2 separate regions of the Homo sapiens genome follow, and region 2 is linked to region 1. The links are chromatin contacts, found by Hi-C or POLR2A ChIA-PET in ENCODE. All regions are on one chromosome and are shown on one strand. Each heading gives the region's core, a stretch centred on a gene start or an enhancer-like site at or near the end of the contact. The rest is flanking DNA. Distances are from core to core; before and after follow the strand shown.

Region 1 (6,121 bases), core at 1,834-4,333:
TAAGGTGCTTAGCACAGTACTTGGCTCACAGTAAAGGTTAACTACTAATTATCTATTGTATATTTCAAAGGAGCTAGAAGACAGCAATTCAAATGTTTCTAGCATGAAGAAAAGACAAATATTTAAGGCAATATATATCCTGAGTATGATGATTTGATCTTTACAAGTTATTCAAATGTGTTAAATGATCACATGTATCCCCAATGTATGTACAACTATTATGTATCAATAAAAAATAAAATTTCAAAAAGTTAAAAAAAATAACGATCATCCTCAAGACTGAGCAATTTCTTGCCTGAATAAAATCAGGAAAAGGTCCTAGGTTTTGGATGGACAACTCCAGTGCCTGCCATGTGCGGTTGCCCTCCGGTTCACAGACAAGTAAACAAGCAATGTTGAAATCTTGTGCCATGGTACTAGATACTGTGCGCCGCCCCCCTCAACAGGAGGGGTGCCTGGTCCAGACTTGGGGGATGTCAGAGAAGGCTTCTCAGAGGAGGTGGCACTGATGTAGGTTTTCAAAATATATAGCAGTGGCTCGGCAAAGGCAGAGTGTGGGTGGGTGGGAAAGGAAGGTTCTCCAGGCAGAGGCAGCAGTGGGCCTAGAGACACTGGAGCGTGGTGCTCTGTGGTCTATGTAGGACAAGTACACACAATTGATTGTGCCCAGAGAGTGAAGTGAGAACCTGGGGTGGCTCTAGACGTATGTGCTGCCAGGCTGGGGCGGGCTTGGATATCGAGCTAAGGGGTTTGTGTCTTTTCCCACAGGCTATGAATTTTGAGCTGAAGGTAGCCCTAGATTTTTATTTTTGGTCAGTGACTCAGGCTGCAATGAGAAGGGTGGATGGGGGGCGGTGGGACCCATGTAGGAGGCTACAGCAATATTCAAGGGGACTAGGGCAACAGCCTGAACTAGGGCAGGTACTGGAGGGCTGGATAGAGAGAGAGAGAGACCAAGCAAGAAAGTAAGAAAGTGGGATGGGAAAGGGGGGAAATAAATACAGGCAGGAGGATGGAGAGAAATGGAGGATGGTGCATTCAAATTTGGCCAAGTTGGATCTAGGGGCAGCTGGAGATGTCAGCAGGCCCTCACATGCACAGAGTCTGAAGCCAGGAGAGAGACCTGGGCTGAAGACAGCAGGTGCAGAGGTTATCATCATGGAGGAAGTAGATAATAGACAAATACTTGCGATAGATGAAATTGTCCCGGGAAAATAGAAATAAGAGCAACAACCCTGCAGCTCTGAGCATGGTTTGGATTTTGCCAAAATGTTCTGTTTTGTTTGGACGCTTTATCAGGCTGGGTATGGTTCAAGGCCTGTAGCCAGGCAAAGGTTTTGTTTGGTTGCTGTACAAGCAGCTATTGTTTAATGCTCAGCCTGCTGGGTGAATTTCTGCACACTGCTTGTGGTTATTCAAATCTCTAAGCCCTGATGTGGGGGGAGAAGAGAGGTAGGTTGAAGGTGGATCCCTATAGAACACCAGCATTAACAGGGCAGCTTGAGGAGGAGATCAAAGGGAACATTAGGGAGGTGGGAAGGAACACACGAGAATGTCCCAGGACCCAAGGGAGGTCATGGAGTGCACTTCATGTGTTAGTCTCTTCAAATGGACTGAGGATCCTAGCAGACGTATTACATATTTCTCTTCTTCCCAGCAGAGTCCCACTGTCAGCTATTTGGTATATTAAATTATATTGAGAATCTATATTAACTTATAGTAAGAATCAAGATCCACAGTAGAGAGGATGGGGAAGCAGTTTATCTTCCTGACCATCCCCTGTGGGTGGGGTTGATGCCACAGGTTCTGGGCCACACAGAGCTGAGATTGAGAACTGGCTGTCTGTGTGATGTTGGGCAGCTTACTCAGTGACTCTGGGCCTCAGCTACCCAATCCATCAAACAGAGATACTAACACCTACCCTAAGGATGTTCAGACAATTACATGAGATACTGCATGCGAACATTCAGCATATATGAATCCTGTCCAGTAGCAAGTGCTTGCTAACTGGTAATCACTATCGCCCTGAGGTCCTTTTCTAGCACCCAGCTCAAGATTGGAGCTCTAGCATCATGTTTTGAAGGAAGAAGGGAAAATAATTTTGCTAGTGAAAAAAAACCTGGAGGAGCATGGGCTTGCCAAGAGTTAAGGGAGCAAGCATAGACCAGGGTGTGAAAGATAAGCAGAGAGCTATCTTGGGAAGAGCTCCGTTAGGACTCTCAACAAAGGCAACATCACAGAAACAAAAGCAAAAGGATTCTCAATGAAGAACAGACTGGCCACAGGAAGCTGGTTATAGAGAGATCCAAAATGGAGGCGGAAACTAGTATGAAGAACTCCAAGTCTGGGTCCTACAACTATTCTGTATCTTTGCTGTTTCTTAGCAATTCAAATGTTTCTAGCATGAAGAAATGACAAATATTTTGTCATTTTGTCTTTGTGGAGTCTGCTCTGCCTCCTTGACCATTCTGTCATGTTTATGTAATTAGCATGGTAGAAAGAACATGCATATTGGAGTCAGAGAACTCTGGGTTTGAGTCCCTGCTTTATCACTTACCCACCTGTGTGATCCTGTCAAAGTTATTTAACTCCCTGTGCCTCAGTTTCCTCATCTGTAAAATGGGCTAACTCACTTCAGCCAGTTACTATGTGGTGTAAATGAGATTAGTGTGCATAAACTGGCTGGCACAATGCTGACGCATAGTAGGCACTCAGTAATTATTTTTGCCTCGTTTTTCCTTGTGCCGTAAGTAAGGAAGTTTCTATTGCCCTTGAGAAGAAGGTCTTAAAAGCATATTTTGTCCTGTCCGGAAAACCCGTTCTGAGGATGGAAAATTTTGCTGATGAGTGAACTTGGAAGGATCATGTTTCCAGGGTCAGGGCAGAAAGGAAGAGGCCCAAGCCCTGGGGAAGGAATGGCATCAGGGCACAGCTTTGTGGTGGTGACCCACAACCGCGGGCCCAGCAGGCCCTGTGGAACTCCCACATTGACTTCCCTATCTATGAAACAGTGCCAGTAACTCAGTCTCAATGCTTCCTTCCCCTTCCCTGTCCCCTGAGGATCCCGGGACTGTGAACTCCAGTTGTGGCGGCTCCGTAGCACCTCCTCTGCTGCCTCCCAGAGGTCACTTCCAGGATGGCCGTCCCAGAGGAGCCCTCCTTCCAAGATACAAATGGCCTTGGCCCCGCTTCACCTGACCCAAAGGCCGATTAAGAGGTCTGTGGGGGTCCGGAGGGATATCTCTCAAAGGGCCCCTCCCACCGCCCAATATATCGTAACTCACAATTGTACAGCACTTGGAAGTTGTCAAAAACGCTTTTGCATTCCCCATAATGTAGGCAGGGAAGCTATTTTACAGAAAAGGGAAATGGAGCCTCAGAGAAGAGACCTGCTTCTGACAGCATGGCTAATAAATGTTGGAACCAGGACTTGAACCCAGGAACTCCCAGCCCAGGGACATTCTGTTTTATAAATACGGAGGGCACAACGTTCCATCCCTTTGACTTGTAATTAGTGGGTGTTGTATGTATGGTTATGAGCTTTACCCATATTTTTTGGTGCTAGGAGGGAATCTGTCTTCCTTCCCCACTACTCTTCCTCTCCCACACCACTGTTTCCTTGAGTCTTTAAAAGGTGTCCTGAAGTACAGAACTCCACCCCCCATCTCCTGGAGGGCCTCACTGACCCACCTGTGGTTGCCTCTAACACCCAGGCTTGAGGAGTGAAGCCATTTCCCAACCTGCTAATGGCACTGCTGGGAGCTCAAGAAAGCTATGCTTTCAGGTGACGCATTGTCATGCCGGTCTACACGAACATCTCTGTCCCCTGTAACAGCATCTGCCATAGCAGCAGCCCAGCTCAAATGGCAGGCAAAAAAACTTGTCTGGTGCATTCCATTAGAGAGCAGGAAGTTACCAGCATTGATTGAAATTCTCAGGTAGAGTGAGTACCAGGTGGCATTTGAAGAGGATAATTTAATTCAATAGTTTATATTCCACTTAAGTTCCTCCTCTATCTGACTGCTAGTAAACAGCTGTAAACCGCCTCAGCTGTCTTAGAGGTGAAGAGGAAACACAGTCTAGAAAGTAAAATGGTGATAGCAGGACAGAATCTCAAGAGACCAAAAACCCCTGGGAAAATAGGCATAGGTGGCCTGGTGTGTGAAGGGTGGGTGTAGGTGCAGGAGGCCCCATTCCCTCCTGGGCCCCCACTGTGCAATCATGAGCTCACAATCAATGATCACTGACGGTTCCTCCTGCTCTGAACTCCACACTGTTACTGGGGAGCTCAGTGGAGTGGGGAAGGAAGCTGAGAATGTGGATTCAGAAAACCAGAGCTCAAACCTGGTCTTGGCTCTTACTTCTTGCAGGACCTTTGGGGCAATCCACACTGTCTGTCTCCCTCCAGGGTGCAATGAGAGGCAAAAGAAAGAACGTATATGACAGCGTCTTATGCCCGAGAGGGCCAGTTGGATGTTAGTAGTTACTGTTGCATCGTTATTGGAACAGAGAAGCCCCCAAAGGCCTGCTTCCCATCGTTCTCCTTGCCCAAGGGCTGGGAATCCTGCAGGAGGGCCAGATCTGTGCTCAATCCAGGCAGGCAGTCACCCTATGATTTGAAAACTGTCCAAACTATGCCCGGCCCAGCAAAGCTTGCCTCCGCATAATGGACCTGTTGAAGCATGGTAGTCTGTTGCCTTAAAAGGGTAATGGTGACATTTTCTCAGCCCCTGACACCTAAGCCTCCTTCCCTTCCCTGATTGGTTGGTTGGCTCTCACCTTAGGAAGCAGAGAGGAGACCCCTGAAACGGGTGGGACTAGGATGGGTGAAATGTAATCATCTTGACCATCCTCAATTCACTTTCTCCTGTGTTCCTGGCACTGTTCTGGGGTGGGGTCACAAAGCAGCACTCATGTCATCTCTCCATTTATTCCTCCATTGGTTCGGCAGGCACTGTGAGAGCATTGCCTATGGCAGGCGCTGAGGACACAGAGATGAAGGGCGTGGCGGGAGCTCAGGAGCCTGGCATCTGGCTGGTGGGCCCGGCACACACACAAAGGATCTAAGTCCTCCAGTTGGGCTTCCTAGTTCCTCTATAACCAGAAGCGAGGCTGCCTGTGGGCACCTCAGGAATTCTGCCACCATCCAGTTCCTGCTCACTGCTTAAAAAGTCTAAATAATTGGAAAAAAGTGATATGATCTGTTTAATACAACCATCTAGTTAAATGCCACAGAGTTCACCTACTCTTCATTGTCACAGGTAAACTGCGATGTCTTCTTCTGTAACGGTAGCCCTGTGCTGACACAGTCTCGGGTTGCTTTCTGTAAGCGTCATTTGAGTTAAATATGTGAAGAAGTGGGAAGGAGGGGCAGACAGCCTCACTGCAGGGCTGGACCCCCATCCTGAGGATGGCCTGGCAGCCTTGATGATGGTGGCTAGTTGCATGTGTGTGAGCCTCAGCCACATGAGGAAGACGTTTGGAATGAGGGCACGTGAAATGATGGGTCCAGCGTCGCTTTAGGGGTGGGGAGCCATTGCTAAGGGAGGTGGTGAGAGCTGAGTTCAGAGTATCTGAAATATAAACTCTAAGAAAGATCGCTCCTCACCAACCCAGTCTAAGTCAAAACCATCGCACACCGGGACTATTGCACCGGCTTGTGGTCCGTCTCCCTGTTCTTACCCTTGTACCTCACCTTCTGCCGGCTGTGTGTGACCTGACTTGCTTCCCTCCCATTCTTTCCTAGCTCATTCTGCCCCATCCCTGGGCTTCCCTTCACAGATTAAGTGCATCGCAGCCTGCCCTATGCCCTTTGCACCTGCACTTCTGTTGGTCTAGTCTCCCCCTCCCGAACATTAGGGCCCTGCTCAAATGTCACTTCCTCAGACTTCCCCACTTAAAATCAGACCCCAACACCATTATATCCCAGGGCCTAGAAAAATGGCAGGCAAGTAGTAGGGATTGAAGGAATATTTGTGAAGGAATGAACTGCCCTAATTAAAGGGGGTTGGGGAAAGAGACCTCAGGACCCAGGAGCACAAGTTTGGAGAGGAACAGAGGACTTGTGCACCAAGATGTTGCCTGGCTACTCTCTGGGTGCTGAGGGGGAGTGGAGGTCATG
Region 2 (6,121 bases), core at 2,128-4,627, 100 kb before region 1:
CGAGGGTAACTTTGGAAGAGTCCCACAGGGGATGTCTGTTAATGGTGTAAGTCACACTTCAGAGTTGTTTCATCATGGAGAAGGCTGGAGAATGTTTAATCCTTATGTTGTCAATCATATTGATTGAGGGTTGTCTTAGGGGATGTGAATTCCCAGGGCTGAGGCTGCCCGAGAACAGTCCTCTGACACAGAGACTCAGGTGCCTGCTGACTCAGGTGGAAGCACACCAGGAGGGGATCAAATGCCCTGAGGGGACATCAGGAGGGCACCGACAGCCTTCACAGCACTGCCTGACCCCTTGCAAACTAGCTGAGACTGTCTCTGGAAAGCACCCCGTCCAAGGTTAGCCCACTGGCTTTCCTCTCCTAGGAGCTTGGAGAAGGGTCTGAGAACTGCAGGATGGAGCCTGGGCTCATTGGGCAGCCATGTCCCCCCACCATTTGGGCTCTAGGGACATTCGTCATGTCTGACTGCTTAGCACTTTTTGAGCATCATTCTAATCCTTGTTAGAGTTCCTGACATATGGGAACTGCTGCTCCAAGGCAGAATCCAGAGAACTGAGATTTTTAGTATTTTTTGCAGCTGGTGCCAGTCATGTGACCCAGGCTCCACCGGTGAGGAGAACCTACATTAGACTTTGATTTGGAAACACATAGCTCTGGGTGGTGTATTCATTTTACTCATGCAGCTGGCAACTCAGGCTTCTTATTTTTGGGATCCAGTATCAAATTTCCAGTGCAGAGGTGGCAGCCACACAATTGCAGTAGAGTTGAGTTCCCGGCATCCAGTGTCAGCCTACTTCCTTTTGGGGAGCGATATTAAGAGTAACAGGTCTAAGGAATGCTGTAGGCAGAGGCTCCTTGGTCAGAGAGATGTTTGACCAAGTAGCTTAGCCAGAAGACAGATGGCAGAAATGTGGTGGGCTAATCGTTGGTTCAACCATATCAGAAGAGAAAGGGGATTAGTGCATTGATATTGGCTGGAAGAAGGTCTCTAGTGGCATACCTTAGGGGTCTGTCTTAGCCCTGTTCCATTCAACATTGTTATCAATGACTTGGATGAAGACATGGGAGGTATGGTCCTCAACACTATGGATAACACAAAGTTGGCAAACATGTTGGGTTACAGAATCAGTTTTCAAGATGATCTTAATATCCTGGAAAACTAAGAAAAAGATAAAACCCAATAGAATACCTTTTAGTTGTGCATTGAGTTAAAAAGAAAAGCAACTGTATAAGGACAGACTTAATAAGAGTGGGCGGAAAGAAAACTTTGGAAGGAGAGGTAGTGTTCCTCTTTACATATTTATATCCCACATATTCCACAAAGGATTGTAGGGGGCTTATAAAAATACATGAAATAGGAAAGAGTTAAAACACAGTTGAGGGAATTGGGGCAAAGTTAAAAGTAGAAAAATACTAAAAGCACAGATAAGGCAAAGTCCCAGATATGCATATGGCCCAGTCCTGCAGTGGTTACAAAAGGTGCCCTGAGCTCCCCTGTGGCTGAAGCAAAGAGGGAAACTTGATCTAATTTGAGATGTGCATAACAAATCTCATAAAAGATAAAACATAAAAGATAAACAAACCATTTATCCAGAAGAAGCACTGCTTTTCTTTACAGTGAAACCTGAAAGAACGTTCTCTTCTGGGTCCCTATGAAAAGGACACCTTGTGAAGCAGAGGATAAAGCCCTCAAAAGGTAGGATATCAAAACAAATTCAGTGAAAGCAATTCTACTTGGAGCCAGAAAAATTTTATCCAAACACCAGTTCTGGTTTGAGGTTGAATGTTGTGTTTCTCTCTAACTCAATGTTTCTAGACTTTTCTTCAGCATTGTTCCCCTAAGGAAAAAAAATTCCCTTCCTTTCATTTTTTCCCTATCCTAAACACTATTTTAAATAATAACATAAAATAATATAAATTTATAGAGAGATAAGATATGTATTGATAAATAAATGTATAGTAAACATAAATTAAGAAATAATTACATACTATTTTGTTGGGCAGGATTAAACTTTGGAGGGTCATAAAACTTTGAAACATCTAAGATTTTTCACACCCCCACCCCAGCCAATTTCCACCCCCTTGGGAGCACTTGGGAGCATTCACACCCTGGAGAATGCATACTCTAATGAGATGGAGAATGGAATGTCTTTGGGCAGTTCTCCCCAATCATAGTTACTCTCTAGACAGCACTTCTCTCTCTGGTGAATTTCCCTCCAATTGTAATTGGTTTTTTGACCGATGTGACTCCATGGAGTACAATCAGGAGGTGGCTTTATTTTTCTCCAACTATTGTTTTCTAGCTCTCTGTTGCATTTCTCTTCCTTATTTCTGGACCATCCCTTGACGTTGTTTCAGGCACAGCCCACAGCTTTTTGGTCACCTTCAGTTATAATAACTAGTTTTATTTTGGCTGCCTCACCTCACTTTCAAGCATTGAAAGGTCGTGGCCGGGCTAAATCAAAACTTCAATCTCATACCCAGCACTATGCTTCTCCCCTCCCCATCCCTCAGCTCAAGCCTGAGCTAGGTCTGCCTTGGAGAGGTGGCCTAGTCTGCTTTTTACCACCTTCCCCCACACCTTGCCTCTAGTTCCTGGGCTTCCCTTTTAGGAGGAAGTCTTATCAGACCTAGAGTAGGGACACATTCCGTAGTGGTCACGTGGCCCAGATGAGAGGGATGCCCACCTCATGCCCTCTCTGTACTTGCCACTGCAAGCCAGCCCAGCCAGCTTCCTACATTCCTTTACAATTCTCTGGACAAAAAGCAGGTGCCAGCCTCCCTGTTCCAGAACCTGGGGGCAAGGGCAAGCCCCAAGCTCCTGTCTGGGGAGCACCATGTCAGCCTACTGGTTTCTGTGGCTCAGCCAGCACCCAGCTGGGTATTGGACTCACTCTCTCCCTCTCGAAGGCCTCCTGACCTCCCTGCTGTTCTCTTGGATCTTTGTGCCTCACTTGAGGATGGGAGAAACATCTTCCTCCTGCCTTCATGGGGAAAGGGAGGGATGGAGAAACACCCTAGCCTTTCCTACTAGGCTGACAACTCCCTACTCTTAGAAATGCGCCTATTTCAATGGACTCGCAAATCTTCTAGTATTCTCTTGGGGTGGTGGAGGTGGGATGGGAGGATTGGATCACTCATCTTTGAGAAAATCCTGCAGGTATCCTCTGATCACTTTCTTTTTAGACTGCGGGGGCACTTTTACTTATTGCTATCCACTTTAGGGCTTTTAGCAGAAGTTCTGAGATTGCAGGGAAAATCCCATTTGATGTCCCATTAAGTGTTCAAACTTCCTCTTTGACTTGGCTGCCTTGCCGGGGATCTGCTTGCCAAGGGCTCTCTAACCTTGACTCAGCACAGCTCCCTCCAGTGGTCTTAGGACCCAGATGTGCAGCTGAGGTCACAGCCTTGCTCCAGGCCCTGCCTTTCCACAGTGTGCTGGGAAGCAGATCTTCTCACCTCCTCTGTACTGTGGAGGCTGACATCTTTTCCATTTTGCTGTGCATACCACGTTTGTTAAGGGAAAGAGGCTTTGAAGGAAGAATGGACATTTCTTCAATAAAGACATGTTATTTCTTTTGGCTTTGGGGGTCAGTTTTTTGTTTGTTTGCCTTTTTTTTTTTTTTTTTTTTTTTTTAAATATCAACACTCTCTAAAGTTCTAAAGGTAGGAATAAGAAGGTCTAGTGTTTTTTTTTTTTTTTTCTGTTTGCTTGTTTTGTTTTTTGTTTGTTCTTTTTGGGTTAAATTAGAACTGGTGAGCCAGCTCCAACCTGGCATTTCCAACTCGAAGTTCATGGTTCTGTCTCCTCTCAGCTCCGTGCGCCATCTTTGCCTGTTTCTTGGGTACTGAACCACGCTCAGCAGCAGGGCTGCCAGCCCTGATTTCCTGGGTCAGTCAGGCAACATATCTGAATTCTAAGAAAGCCACCTGGAGCATAATGACTTTCCTCTCAAGGTGAGACTGTGGCCAGCTAGTGAGAAAATGTGAATGAGGGCGAGGGGCAACTCTGGCCACCTTTTAGTCCCGTGGGCCATGTATATTAGTCACATAGGCTAGGTTTTGCTGCAATTGCAGGTAACTCCACAACAGAACTTATTTTTCATCTGGGCTACGTGTCCACTGCAATCCAGCCACAGCTCTGTTCCATGCTTTCTTCTCTTGGGGACCAAGCCTGTTGGATAAGGCACTATCTGGAACATGTTCTGGTCATTGTGACAGCAAGAGAAAAGCCAGAGAACCACGTGCTAGCTCTTAAAACTTATACTCCAAAGTGACACATGTGACTTCTGCTCACATTTCATGGGCCAAAGCAAGTCATTTGGCCAGAGCTGCATATATCAGAAAGGAGGTGTCTATTTCTCCTGCAGGGAGGGGCACTGAATATTTGGGACGGTCTTTTTCCAGGAAGATACCAGCTCTGCCTAAAATATAGCAGTTGCATGCGATTTAGAAATCTGACAAACAGGATTGTCAGAAAAGATCTGAAGGAAGCTGCCATGTGGGGAATTGTAATTTTTTCCCCTAAAGATTATTTCATGCTTGTTGGATCCATCATATTCTGAAATCCTTTTGCTGTCCAACAAATATTGATAAGTGGAGGCTATTCAGTCACATAGTTCTTAGGCATATCACGCCATAGCTCCCTGACATATGCCTACTGGCTGCCTTAATTTTCTCCCAATTTGTAGCTCCATGTTTCCCCATCTTCCTCCCCACACCCCATCTTTTTCTTTTTTTCTTTTTTTTTTTTTTTTTGCCCTTCTTCATTTCTTCTCTGGTCTCCAAAACCCAGATGACTGTGACTTTTCTGTGATCACTTAAGATTTTCAAGCTCCTCCCTCAAGAGGCTGGTAATTTCCACTTGGAGCATTTTCCTACTATTTTGTCCAGCTAAGCAGTAGGTTCTTAGGAAAACTGTGTGTCTTGGAGAATGAATTTCCATCAGAGGTAAGTGATTGGCATGCTTTTTTCTGTTTTTGATTAAAAATAATTTTAATATAATATTTTACTAGATTGTCTGACCAGAAAAGAAATTACTAAAAATCATAGCTATAGAGGCACTTTAACAAAATAAATATTTAATACCTGGGACCTATTTGGTACTTTTCTCTTTGCCCCTTCTTATTACAAGTACCTGAATTCTCATGCTTGATTGCCAGATGGGATCTTGAAGTGTCTGGCCAAGTCCTGTGGGGGTCAGAGCCCTCTGTTGCGGCTGAGCCTTGGACCAGCAGTGATCAGAAACCTTTCCTGGGGGGAGGCTTTTGTTTGCTTGCAGGAATGTTTCTGGGCCACCACCCCAGGTAGCCCATTCACCGTCCTGGCAGGGAGAGCTCATAAAAGAGGCAGCCTATTTCACTTTTTTCTTTCCTCCTTATCAACTGGGACAGTTTGTTTTTCCCTCTGACTCATAGATCCGGAATTTCAGGACTAGAAAGGGGCTCCCCTGCTGTTTTCTTCAAGTGACAAAAAGACAAAGATAGAGTTTAGCTACCTATAGTGCATTTTACTTCAGCATGAAGAATACTTATAATTGTCTTTTCCAATCAGACATTTTCCTAGCCAGTTTGTTTACCTTATTTTGATTTTGAGGAGGCCCATTTCCTACCTTGTTTTCGTTTGTCTTATTTTTTACTGGTCTTAGCTGGGTCTTTTGTGAGCTGCTAATTTGCTCTCTGGTCTCTTAGCAACCAGGAACTTTTCCAGCTTGCTGCTGAATCAGACCTTGGAGTTGCAAAGTTTATAACAGAACCTGCTGAAGGACAGTATCTCTCCTAGAGCCAGCAATTTTAAACCAATGTTTGAACAAGAAAATTAACCAGGGTTTCAGGACATGTACATTCACAAAGGCAACAACTACAAAACAAATGTCTGGCTCTCCAGAATGGTTCCATTCTCTTCCGCTCCCAGCCCCAGATGGCCAAGTGCTCTCTGGCTTACTTTGTCTTCCCTCCTGCAGCACAAGGCATTTCCCATTCCCTGTTCTTGGGCTGATGTGAAGCAAATGGAGCCTGCTCAGATAGGAAACAACTGTGCCCTGCCTGGAGGAGAACCAGAAAGGGGTTCTGGGTCTGCTGCTTGTTAGCAGGGGGTCAGGGCCAGCTGGTCACATG

The links. A loop is a pair of places that touch in the nucleus more often than their neighbours do. ChIA-PET counts read pairs that join two places held with the same protein, here RNA polymerase II (POLR2A). Pooled maps may share reads with other maps.
Region 2: a loop to region 1 is called in a map of endothelial cell of umbilical vein, with 4 times the contacts of the local background. The contact joins two enhancer-like sites. A Hi-C loop is called at or near these places in 15 of 168 maps with a recorded cell type or tissue (Caco-2, Calu3, HepG2 and 11 more) and 10 of 50 pooled maps. POLR2A ChIA-PET finds 5 or more read pairs at or near these places in 4 of 52 experiments (A549, HepG2, PC-3 and 1 more).

What each region holds. Positions count from the first base shown.
Region 1 is chr6:40,892,080-40,898,200 of GRCh38, reverse strand. All of the region lies in intron 2 of LOC101929555 (a long non-coding RNA gene), which reads left to right. Among named protein-coding and RNA genes, the nearest start is that of UNC5CL, 140 kb to the left of the region's middle. Within about 2 kb of position 3,083, at least 6 of the 41 ENCODE cell types and tissues checked have a DNase peak (open chromatin) inside an H3K27ac peak, as active enhancers do; they include heart right ventricle, where a contact is called at or near this core.
Region 2 is chr6:40,996,972-41,003,092 of GRCh38, reverse strand. The region is part of intron 1 of LOC101929555 (a long non-coding RNA gene); the gene reads left to right. Among named protein-coding and RNA genes, the nearest start is that of UNC5CL, 39 kb to the left of the region's middle. RefSeq lists enhancers at 4,775-5,447, 5,448-6,121. Within about 2 kb of position 3,377, at least 6 of the 41 ENCODE cell types and tissues checked have a DNase peak (open chromatin) inside an H3K27ac peak, as active enhancers do; they include heart right ventricle, where a contact is called at or near this core.